2 separate regions of the Homo sapiens genome follow, and region 1 is linked to region 2. Evidence: read pairs that join two places in POLR2A ChIA-PET (ENCODE). Cell type or tissue: PC-3. All regions are shown on one strand. Links, peaks and the distances in the headings refer to the core of each region. The heading gives the core; the rest is flanking DNA. Region 1 overlaps ZNF175 (zinc finger protein 175). Region 2 overlaps SIGLEC9 (sialic acid binding Ig like lectin 9).

Region 1 (5,375 bases), core at 133-5,132, 450 kb before region 2:
CTCCAGCATCACATCCCGGTACAGGCATCTCTGGGCAGGGTCCAGTTGCTGCCACTCCTCCCTGCTGAAGTCCACGGTCACGTCCTCAAATGACACTGATGCCTGTAACAGTGTACCCCAGCTCACTGTGAATTAGGTCATCATTGGCGAGTGGGGATGGCACATATAGGAGGAACATGCTTTTAATGATTTTCACCACGATCCATCACAGAGGCTTCCCACCAAACACCTATTTCACATTTTTAGGGATTTAAAAAAAAATAAGAGAAATATCCTCCATCCACTGTACACCTACATTCATTCATTCATTTTTTTTTTTCAAAAATGAGGCCAGAAATGGGTTCCCTCTAAGTCCTTTAGCTAATTTAGGAATAACCAGCATGATGTTGACGAAGCAACTACATGTGAGGCTGTAGTTGAGCTGGGTTCTGGTGCTCAACACAGAATTACATAAGCTTCTACTCTTGCAGCAACTCAGAGACTTGGAAGACATGTAAATACAAAAGCTCAACTACAGGGTTAAAAAGGGAACATGGTAGAAATATATGCAGAGGACACTGTTGGGGAAGGGCAAATTAGGGAAAGGCAAATTCTACCTAGGAGTAGAAGGTAATGCTACTTAGAGTTGGTGAAGCTTACGCTGGAAGTAAGAACTGTGATGCAGGATGTGTGAAGGAAATCATTTTCCAGAAAAGAGCATGAATAAAACTAGAGAGGTAGGAAAACACTGTGAATTCAGGGAGAAGCAGACAGCTCTGTGTAAGATAAGAGGCGACTATGTCATGTTTGGAAGGTGGTTACCATCCAAGCTCCAAAGAAGTGGGCTGGTGCCTCAATATATAATGGGTATGGATTATTTATTTTAATGAACGGACTGCCATTTCAGGATTTTAAGTGCAGGGAAGAGATATGATCATATAATATTTCAACAAGATGATCTCTCCTGTAATAACTAATATTAGGTTAATGAAAGGACTGATGATGGAAAGATCTTCATTACAGAAGTACTGCAGATGATAAATGCAGCCTGAAGGACAAAACAAAAATGTCACTGTTACTGATCACCAATGACTGCTAAAACCATATGAAAGACTGATGGGTCTTTATAATGGAGGAGTAGGCTGACAATATCTGAACCCAATCATCAATTTTATCACAAGGAGAGAGATAACCAGATATTAAAGTGCACCTAATATGATGCAAAATAAAAAAATAAAAGTAGAGAGGTAGGAAAATACGTGGTGTGCAAACTATTAAGTATCATTTCCAAAAACAAAGAAATCCAAGTGGACTCTGATCAAGCCTCTAGAGGAGAGCCATCCAATGGAAATAAAACATGAACCGTGAATGTGAGCCACACATATAACTTAAAATTGTCTAGTAGCCATGTTTAAAAGACAGATAAAATCAATTTAATGATATTTTTACTTAATCCATTATATTCAAAACATTATCATTTCTATATGTAATATTTTAATATTACATATATTAAAACATTCTATATTCTATATATTGAATATTCTATATTCAATATTTTAAAAATCATCGAGATGAGATGCTTTACATTCTGTTTTCATACTAAGTTTTCAGAAGTCAGCATATATTTTATACTTCAAGCACATCTCAGGGTGAACCAGCCGCATTCAAGTGCTCAATAGCTACATGTGGTGAGTGGCTACCATACTGGACAGCACAGGTCTACATTTAAATACCAGTTCAGAACAGATGTTGGGCATATACCCAGGGGTGGAATTCTGGGTCATGGGAAAAACATGCTCGCCTTTAGTAGAAAATTAGAAATCATTTTCCAAATTGGTTGTACCAATTTATATGCTTACCAGCAGCACACAAAATCCTTCTGGTTGCTCTGTATCCTCACCTACATTTGGTATTATCAGTGTTGGTAACTGTATGCATTTTGGTACAGGCATGGGAGTTACACTGGCAATTCCCAGATGACTAATGAAGCTGAGCATCTTCCCATGTTTACCAGCCTATTCAAGCAAGTCTCTTCTTCAGTTTTCTACTGGGTTAAAAAACACTTTTCCTCAAAAAAAAAAAATTTTTTTTGGGAGATAGAATCTCACTCTGTTGCCCAAGCTGGATTGCAGTGGCACGAGCATGGCTCACTGCAGCCTCTGCCTCTCAGACTCAAGCGATCCTCCTGCCTCAGCTTCCCAAGTAGCTGGGACCACAGGCGTGCACTACCATGTCCAGCTTTTTTTTTTTTTTTTTTTTTTTGAGATGGAGTCTACTCTGTCACTAAGGCTGGAGTGCACTGGCATGCTCTTGGCTCACTGCAGCCTCTGACTCCTGGGTTCAAGCGATTCTCCTGCCTCAGCCTCCCAAGTAGCTGGGATTACAGGTGCCTGCCAACATGCCTGGCTAATTTTTGTATTTTTAGTAGACACGGGGTTTCATTATGTTGGCCAGGCTGGTCTTAAACTCTGGCCTCAAGTGATCGGCCCATCTCTGCCTCCCAAAGTTCTGAGATTACAGGTGTGAGTCACCACACTCAGCCTTAATTTTTGTATTTTTTGTAGAGATGGGGTTTCAGCATGTTGCCCATGCTGGTCTCAAACTCATGAGCTCACACGATCCACCCACCTTGGCCTCCCAAAGTTTTGGGATTACAGGTGTGAGCCACTGCACGTGGCCATTTCTGTGTTTCTGAAGGAGTATCTCATTGTCCTGTAAACCTCTCAGGTCTTTTGTTTTTGTTTTTTGAGACAGGATGTCACTCTGTCACCCAGGATGGAATGCAGTGGTGCAATCACAGCTCACTGCAGCCTCGACCTCCGGGCTCAAGTGATTCTCCCGTGTCAGCCTCCTGAGTAGCTGGGATCACAGGCACACACCACCACACCTAGCTAATTTTTCTATTTTTTGTAAAGATGGGGTCTCCCTATGACGCTCAGGATCGTCTCAAACTCCTGGGCTCAAGCAATCCTCCCATCTTGGCCTCCCAATGTGCTGGGGTTATAGGCATAAGCCACCACGCCCAGCCGTCCTCAACGTTTTATAGGAACCTTTTGTCAGCTGTATGTGTAACAAGAATCTTTTCCCATTCTGGGGCTTGCTTCTTTTTTTTTGAGATGGAGTTTCACTCTTGTTGCCCAGGCTGGAATGCAATGGCATGATCTTGGATCACTGCAACCTCCACCTCCCGGGTTCAGGCGATTCTCCTGCCTCAGCCTCCCAAGTAGCTGGAATTACAGGCACCCGCCACCATGCCTGGCTAATTTTTTGTATTTTTTTAGTAGAGATGGGGTTTCACCATGTTGGCCAGGCTGGTCTCAAACTCCTGACCTCGTGATCAGCCCGCCTCGGCCTCCCAAAGTGCTGGGATTACAGGCGTGAGCCACTGCATCCGGCCTCGTTTTTTAAAATGAAGTAATTAACTTAAAAGTGACGAAAGTAGTTAACTTTGGAAGAAAGTGGTAGTGTTTGGGAGGTAAAGGCAGATGACTAACTATAATTACCTATGTGGAAGAAACCTGGACAAATCAGGGACAAAAGAGAGAGGGGTATGCCAGGTGCGGTGGCTCACGCCTGTAATCCCAGCACTTTGGGAGGCCAAGGCGGGCGGATCACGAGGTCAGGAGATTGAGACCATCCTGGCTAACACGGTGAAACCCCATCTCTACTAAAAATACAAAAAATTAGCTTGGTGTGGTGGCGGGCGCCTTTAGTCCCAGCTACTCGGGAGGCTGAAGCAGGAGAATGGCGTGAACCCGGGAGGCGGAGCTTGCAGTGAGCCAAGATCGTGCCACTGCACTCCAGCCTGGGCGACAGAGTGAGACTCCATCTCAAAAAAAAAAAAAAAAAAGAGAGAGAAAGGAGTATTTTGTAAAAAAATTACTTTTCATGATGTTTTAATTTGTGAATGCTGTGTATTATCTATTCATAAAATTACATTTTAAAATATCTCAAATATCCTTAGGTAAGATAGTTCAATCATTAAACAAAAACATCATGTCATTAAAAGGAGTATTCATATCTAAAAGCTCTTAAAAATTTTTTAAGGCAGTAATGATTATCGGAGGGCTAGAAAATAAAGTTGAGAAATTCTTCCAGAAAGAGGGTCCAAAACCAAAGAAATAGAAAATGACAGAGCATAAAAACCCTTTTAAATGGAGACTAACAGCTTAAAAATAAAGAGTTTCAGGATTTGAGAGCAGAGAGACTATATGTGTGTGGTAAGGAAGTAGTATATGGGGTGTTTTAGGAAGAAAAAAATGATTTCCAACCTATGAACCCAGGCAAAGATCAACTTAGTGTGAGGGTAAATCAAGTCATTTTCCGTGACATCTTTCTATTAAATATGCAAATATATGATCTTTGCTTTTTGGCGTGACATTTTCATATCATTCATTTTCATATCATTTCACTTTCATGTCATGCTCATATATGTAAACCTCTCAGGTCTTTTGTTTTCGTTTTTGTTTTTTGAGACAGGATGTCACTCTGTCACCCAGGATGGAGTGCAGTGGTGCCATCACAGCTCACTGCAGCCTCAACCTCCTGGGTCAAGTGATTCTCCTATTCTTAAGTTTAGTCTCCGTTATCTGAACAGACATGTTCAGATAAGTTCTCACAGGATTTACTGCCGTGTACCGTCCCCAAGAACTCCTAGGGGATGCACTTTCACGAAATGAGAGTAACGGTAAACCGTGGAAGAGAAAGCCAAAGGATTCAAGAAAGGATTCAAGACACAAGGAACTGGACACTTGACAGAGAAAAAAAGAATTCCCAGGTGATGGTGAACACAGCACCATGAGAAGACAGCGTGAGGCGCCAGGAGAACAGCCAGGTCCAATCGCATCAAGACAAAAAAGCAATAGGAAAGGTTTCCTCAAGGAGATGGCATTGACAGCCCCAACCCTCAAGCAAACTGCCTGCCTTCAATCCCAGGCTGGCTGCTTGCTGACTATGTAAACTTGAGCCACTTATTTCATTCTGTGCCTCAGTCTTCTTGTCTGTAAAGGGGGGATAATGGCAGCAGTACCTCGCAAAGTTATGAGGATTAAAACTGTTCCTGAAGGCCGGGTGTGGTGGCTCATGCCTGTAATCCCAGCACTTTGGGAGGCCGAGGCTGGCGGATCACCTGAAGTCAGGAGTTTGAGACCAGCCTGCCCAACATGGTGAAACCCTGTTTCTACTAAAAATATAAAAATTAGCCAGGCGTGGTGGCAAGTGCCTGTAATCCCAGCTACTCAGGAGAGTGAGGCAGGAGAATGGCTTGAACCCAGGAGGAGAGGTTGCAGTGAGCCAAGATCGCGCCATTGCACTCCAGCCTGGGAGACAAGAGCGAAACTCTGTCTCAAAAAAAAAAAAAAACAAAAAAAAAAACTGTCCCTGAAATAGCGAGGGTT
Region 2 (5,375 bases), core at 179-5,178:
CTGCAGAGAGTAAGGCGGCCTAGCAGTCACAGGGTGGGCAGATGAGGCTGAAGAGGTGGGCAGGATCCAGATGCTACCTAGACCTGATTTGCAGGCTGAGGTTATTTCCTGGAAAGTTGCAGAATCGCTATTTTGCAGGCAAGTGACACAGACATATAAGTACTAGTTGCCACCAGAATCAGGAGAGGTTCCCAGCAGGACCTTTGTGTTCAAAGCACAGCGATCCATCAGTGCTCGGCATACACCTGTGCCAGGAGCTCTAACGGGATGTGACTCCTGGAATGGTGACCACAACCTTGCAAGTAGGGCTTCTCATTCCTGTTTTACAGAGCAGGAAACCAAGGTACAGAGAGGTAGGAATTTGTCTGTCTTTTAGTTAAAAAAATAAAAGGGAGGGCACAGTGTGGATTCAGGTTTGAGATACTTTGACTCTAAAGCCTGTGTGCTTTTCACTCTGCACATAATTCATAGTGTTATCATAGCTCATCACGTTGAGGGCTGTTAATTCTACAAGAATCAGCCTCTGACTTCTCCCTTGCCTGGAGGGGCTGTGATCCCTCAATCAGGGTGAGTCTCTGCAGTTTCTCATCTGTGGATCTTGATCTCCGAGTACTCGGTGTCAGTGGCCTCCTGTCCCCGCGAGTCCCAAGGCTTCACCATCTGGAAGCTGAGGGATGCATACTGGAGCTCTCCTTCCCCCACTGAGGAGCGGGCAGAAGCTGGGGGAGGCTGGTCTGGGGGACTGTCTTCTGCCCAAGGTTCAGTCAGGGGCCCCTGAGACATGGGAGAGAGAAGTGAGTCAGAGCAGACAGTGAGGATGGGGCGCGGTGGCTCACATCTGTAATCCCAGCTCTTCAGGAGGCTGAGGTAGGCGGATCACCTGAGGTCAGGAGTTTGAGACCAGCCTGGCCAACATGGTGAAACCCTGTCTCTACTAAAAATACAAAATTAGCCAGGTGTGGTGGTGTGCACCTTTAATCCCAGCTACTCAGGAGGCTGAGGCAGGAGAATCGCTTGAACCTAGGAGGCAGAGGTTGCAGTAAGCCAAGATTGTGCCACTGCACTACATCCTGGGTGACAGAGCGAGACTCCATCTCAAAAAACAAAAACAAACAAACGAAAAAATGCACTTGAGGCAACAGCCTCACTCACTTCACCCTTGTTCTTGCCCTAGTGGAGAGGTAGGTGCTTAAAAGGTCAGAATGTGGCCGGTCACAGTGGCTCACGCCTGTAATCCCAGCACTTCGGGAAGCCAAGGTGGGCAGATCACAAGGTCAGGAGACTGAGACCATCCTGGCTAACACAGTGAAACCCCGTCTCTACTAAAAATACAAAAAAATTAGCTGGGCGTGGTGGCAGGCGCCTGTAGTCCCAGCTACTCCGGAGGCTGAGGCAGGAGAATGGCTTGAACCCGGAAGGTGGAAGTTGCAGTGAGCAGAGATCGCACCACTGCACTCCAGCCTGGGCGACAGAGCAAGACTCTGTCTCAAAAACAACAACAACAAAAAAAAAAAAAAACAAAAAAAGTCAGAATGTGCACTGCTGCAGGCTATAGAGTTTGGGATTTTTACTCTAGATCAGGGGTTGTCAAACTACAGTATCTGAGTCATATCCAGCCCACTCTTTATGTTTGTGAATAGTTTTATTGGCACACAGCCATATTCATTTGTTTACACAGGGTATATGGCTTCTTTCTTGCTACAACAGCAGATTTGAGGAGCTGCAATGAGACTGTGTGGCCCATGAAGCCGAAAATAGTTTCTATCTGTCCCTGACAGATAGTATTTGCTGGCTTCTGCTCTAAACGGTATTGAGGGGTGGGGGAACAGCTGTTCAAATGCAGAGGAACTGGACGATGATGTCTTCTGGACAGTCCCCCCAGGCAGGAAAGGAGAGGAGACAGGCAGACAGGTGAGGGAACAAAAGACAGAGATCCTCAGGCCTCAGCAATGAAGGGTCAGGATAGGGAGCAGAGACAATAAAAGCTGTTCTTAGGGGAGGAAACCAACCAAACATTGTGATTTGGGGCTACAGAGAAGAAAGGAAGAACAGAGAGGAGGTAACTTTGGCTACGCCCAGCTGATTAGTCCTGGGGGTCATCCTGTGGGAGGTGTCCAGGCTACATGCTGGCTGTGGAGAGTCCACATCACTCACCTGAGAGGCTGAACCCCTGACAGCGTTTGCATCCTCTATGCCCGTATCTCCCACGCCCGCTGCTGGCCTTGCCGATTTCTTCCTGCAGGACCTCACTCTGAGTGAAGAGACCAGAGAGCCTTTCAGTGTGGTCAGATTGGGGTGCGGTGGGCAGACCAGGTACCCCCATGTGTTTCCTATTAAGGGACTGCAGGGGTGACTGAGGTGGGAAAGCAGTGGTCCAGTCTTAGAGACCCCAAGGTTGAGAACAGAGGCTCTCTTCTCCTGGACAGTGGGTACCAAGGTTTGCCACAGACTCAAAGCTCCTCAAACACAGGCCCACATGGAATTCTCACCATGCACCTGTGACCTCCTTCTTGCCCCAAGCTCTTGACCCATCCAGGTCCCTCCAGCTCTGGCTTCAGGGATCCAGCTTCCAGCCTGTCCTCCCCCAGGGCTCTCCCTCCCTCCCTCTCTAGGGTCCATGCTTACACAACGAAGATGACGCAGAAGGACAGGAAGACCAGGGCTGTGGCTCCAGCTCCCCCGACCACCCCCTGAGTCACTCCTGATGTGGCTTTGCCTGTTGACAGATGGGAGTTATTTTTGTGATATATCATAGAGAATTGGGTCTCTTCTCCTCCCACTTCCTGTAGGGTCCTAGACTTCTATTTCCACTTCCCCTTTCCAGACACAAAGAACAGGAATGAGAGAGAGCAGGACATGGAGAGACTCTTCCTGAGGCCAGTGAGGCGTGCAAGTGCCAGCCATTCCTTTTGGGGTTTTTTTTCACAATTTTAATATTTTATCCATTAATGAATTTGTTTTGCATTCAATTTTTACTTTTTTTAAAAGATTATTGCATTGCAATATGATTTCATTTGATTGCTGACTTGCTGGGCTTTTTCTTTTTTTTAATTTGATGCTCAAAGCAAGTATCTCAGTTGTGTGACTCCAGTTCAGCCCTGCAAAGAAAGGCGCTTGTCTCCCTAAACACACCTGTCCGGCCCCATCCTGTCCCCTCTGAGATCCACTCCTGCCCTCTCCCCACCCCACAACCCTTCCCTGGCAGGAAGAGGACAGTGGTGCTGTGGGTCCCAGGGAAGTTCCAGACCTCACAGCTGAGCACAGACCAGAGCGGAGCTCCTCTCTGAAGGTCCACGCTCAGCAGTTACTAAGGGTGGAGGAGGTGTGTTCTCCTCTCCAGCCCCTCCCCAGCATACTGGTGCACTCACTCTGCAGGGAGACGTTCAGGTAGACCTGCTGAGAGCCGAGAGGGTTCTGAGCTCTGCAGGTGAATTCAGCTGCATCCCTCAGGTGCACCCAAGGCAGCTCCAGCACCCCCGGGTTTGAGGGCTGTGAGGGGCACAGGGTCAGGCCTCTCCAGCTCAGGCTCAGCCTGGCAGGGGGATTGCTGTCAACTGCATCAACTGCACAGACCAGGCGCAGAGACTGGCCCTCTGGGAGTGACAGAGATGAGCCATTTCCCAAGACTGTGGATACTGTAGAAAAAGAGACAGAGGGTCAGAGAGATACATAGATCTGGAGAAAAAGGAAGGATACAGAAAGAGACTGATGACAGCAACTGACACACAGACATAGACTGAAGTTCTGGAAACACACACTTTCACCACTCACTGCTGGGAATGTAAACTTCTCCCCGCTTCATCGAGAACAGTTTGGGCTTATCTTTCAAAATAAGAAAGAACATATAATGTAGCTACATTTTGCTTTTAGGAACTTAACCCACAGGCTTAGATATTCCTGTGGAAGTAGATACAAGATTGTTCTATCCTGCCGTAGGATGAAATTAGTGCCGTGATCTTCCATTAGGAGATGCCACAAAATCAGAGTCCATCCATGCAGTGGACTCACACACAGCCCTAGAGGAGGGTGCGGACAGTCTCACTACGGACGTCAAACCACCTCTGAGATCCTCCAGGTGTACAAACCGAGACTCAGGGCAGCCTGGATGGACAGTGGTTGGTTCTGGGGAGGGGGGCAGGCATCGGAGGAGAGCCTTTGCTCTGCAATTTGAATTTTTGCCCATGGACATTTATCACCTGTCCAGAAGTACTTAGATCAGAACTATCAGAAATAAACAGATAAGGGTGGAGATGTATTCAGGAGATACATGAGAAGGAGCCTCAAAGCCTGGTCCTGCTGTGTGAATGCCACCCTCTTCTTGTTTGAGGCTGAGGGGGGGGTGTGTGGGGGAGTCCAAGGGAGGTGATGGGAGGATGGGAACAAGTGGCCTTGGGGCCTAAGGATACAGAGGGGCCCTGAGTTCACCCACAAGGACATCCCTGTTTGCCAAAGTGAGTCCAGGTTGAGGAATAAGCCAGCCCCATCCTGACCTGAAGGCCCTGCTCCTCCAGCCCCAGGGAGGGAGCTCCATCCTACCTGTGCCGTCTCCTTGGAAGACAGTCATGGTCAAGTTCTGAGGCGGGTCTGGGACAGAAAGACATGGAGACCCGCATCACTGTGAGGGCTGGGGACACTGGCCCTGTCTGTCCCCAGGAGCCGCATAAACAGGGAAGGCAGAGCCAGTGTCCTCCTGACCCCACCACCAGCCCAGATTCCGGGACCCAGCACCCAGTGTCCAGGCTTGACGCTCACCCCATCAGGGACCCAGGCGTCCCGGCCCAGCACTCACAGGACACGTTGAGATGGACGGTCTTGTTCGTGGTCACGCTGGCCCCAGGGAAGGTCACCTGACAGGTGAGGCTGGTGCCATGGTCCTGGGGCTGTGGGATGAGGGTGAGCACCGAGGAGCGGGTGGTGGAGGGGTCCAGGGGGGACACGGAGGTCCCTATCCAGGAGATCATAGGGGGTGTCCCCTGCTCACAGGCCCAGGGCACAGAGCAGGTCAGATTCTGGGGGCAGCCGGACTCCAGGGTGCCTGGGATGAGGATGTTGGGCCTGTGGGTCAAGGCTGGTGAAGAGAGGGGGACTCAGGATCAGGTCAGAGGATCCATGGTGCAGCCCTGGGGGGAGCTCAGGCTCTGGTCCAGCTCCTGCCCTGAGCCAACTCGCTTCACCCTAAGCCCTCTCCTGGGGCAGGGGCTCCATCCCAGCCTTTCCCTGCCGCCCCCATGACCTTTCCCTGTGGCCTTTCCTGGAGCCTGTGCCTTACCTGTCACATTCACAGAGAGCCGGTGATGTTTATAATTCCATTTTATACTTCCTTTCTCCATACGAAAGAAGTATCTCCCCGCATCACTTCTTCTGGCATCTCTGAT

What was found. ChIA-PET counts read pairs that join two places held together with the same protein. Peaks named below come from ENCODE experiments on the same cell type or tissue, not always from the same donor. Only the 100,000 strongest peaks of a DNase experiment are listed, where the experiment ranks them.
Region 1: POLR2A ChIA-PET joins it to region 2 with 7 read pairs; 2 of 35 experiments call an interaction of 5 or more read pairs at or near these places.

What each region holds. Positions count from the first base shown.
Region 1 is chr19:51,576,118-51,581,492 of GRCh38, reverse strand. ZNF175 (zinc finger protein 175) reads right to left here. Exons shown (of 5, transcript NM_007147.4): 3 at 1-102. Among named protein-coding and RNA genes, the nearest start is that of ZNF175, 7.5 kb to the right of the region's middle. In PC-3, for the core only: no CTCF peak of the experiment used is centred there; no DNase peak of the experiment used is centred there.
Region 2 is chr19:51,125,290-51,130,664 of GRCh38, reverse strand. SIGLEC9 (sialic acid binding Ig like lectin 9) reads right to left here. Exons shown (of 7, transcript NM_014441.3): 1 at 5,270-5,375; 2 at 4,790-5,068; 3 at 4,537-4,584; 4 at 3,369-3,635; 5 at 2,626-2,716; 6 at 2,155-2,251; 7 at 355-774. The coding sequence ends at 586. Among named protein-coding and RNA genes, the nearest start is that of SIGLEC9, 3.1 kb to the right of the region's middle. RefSeq lists an enhancer at 1,689-1,738. In PC-3, for the core only: no CTCF peak of the experiment used is centred there; DNase peaks (open chromatin) are centred at 1,654 and 2,674; H3K27ac peaks cover 505 bases.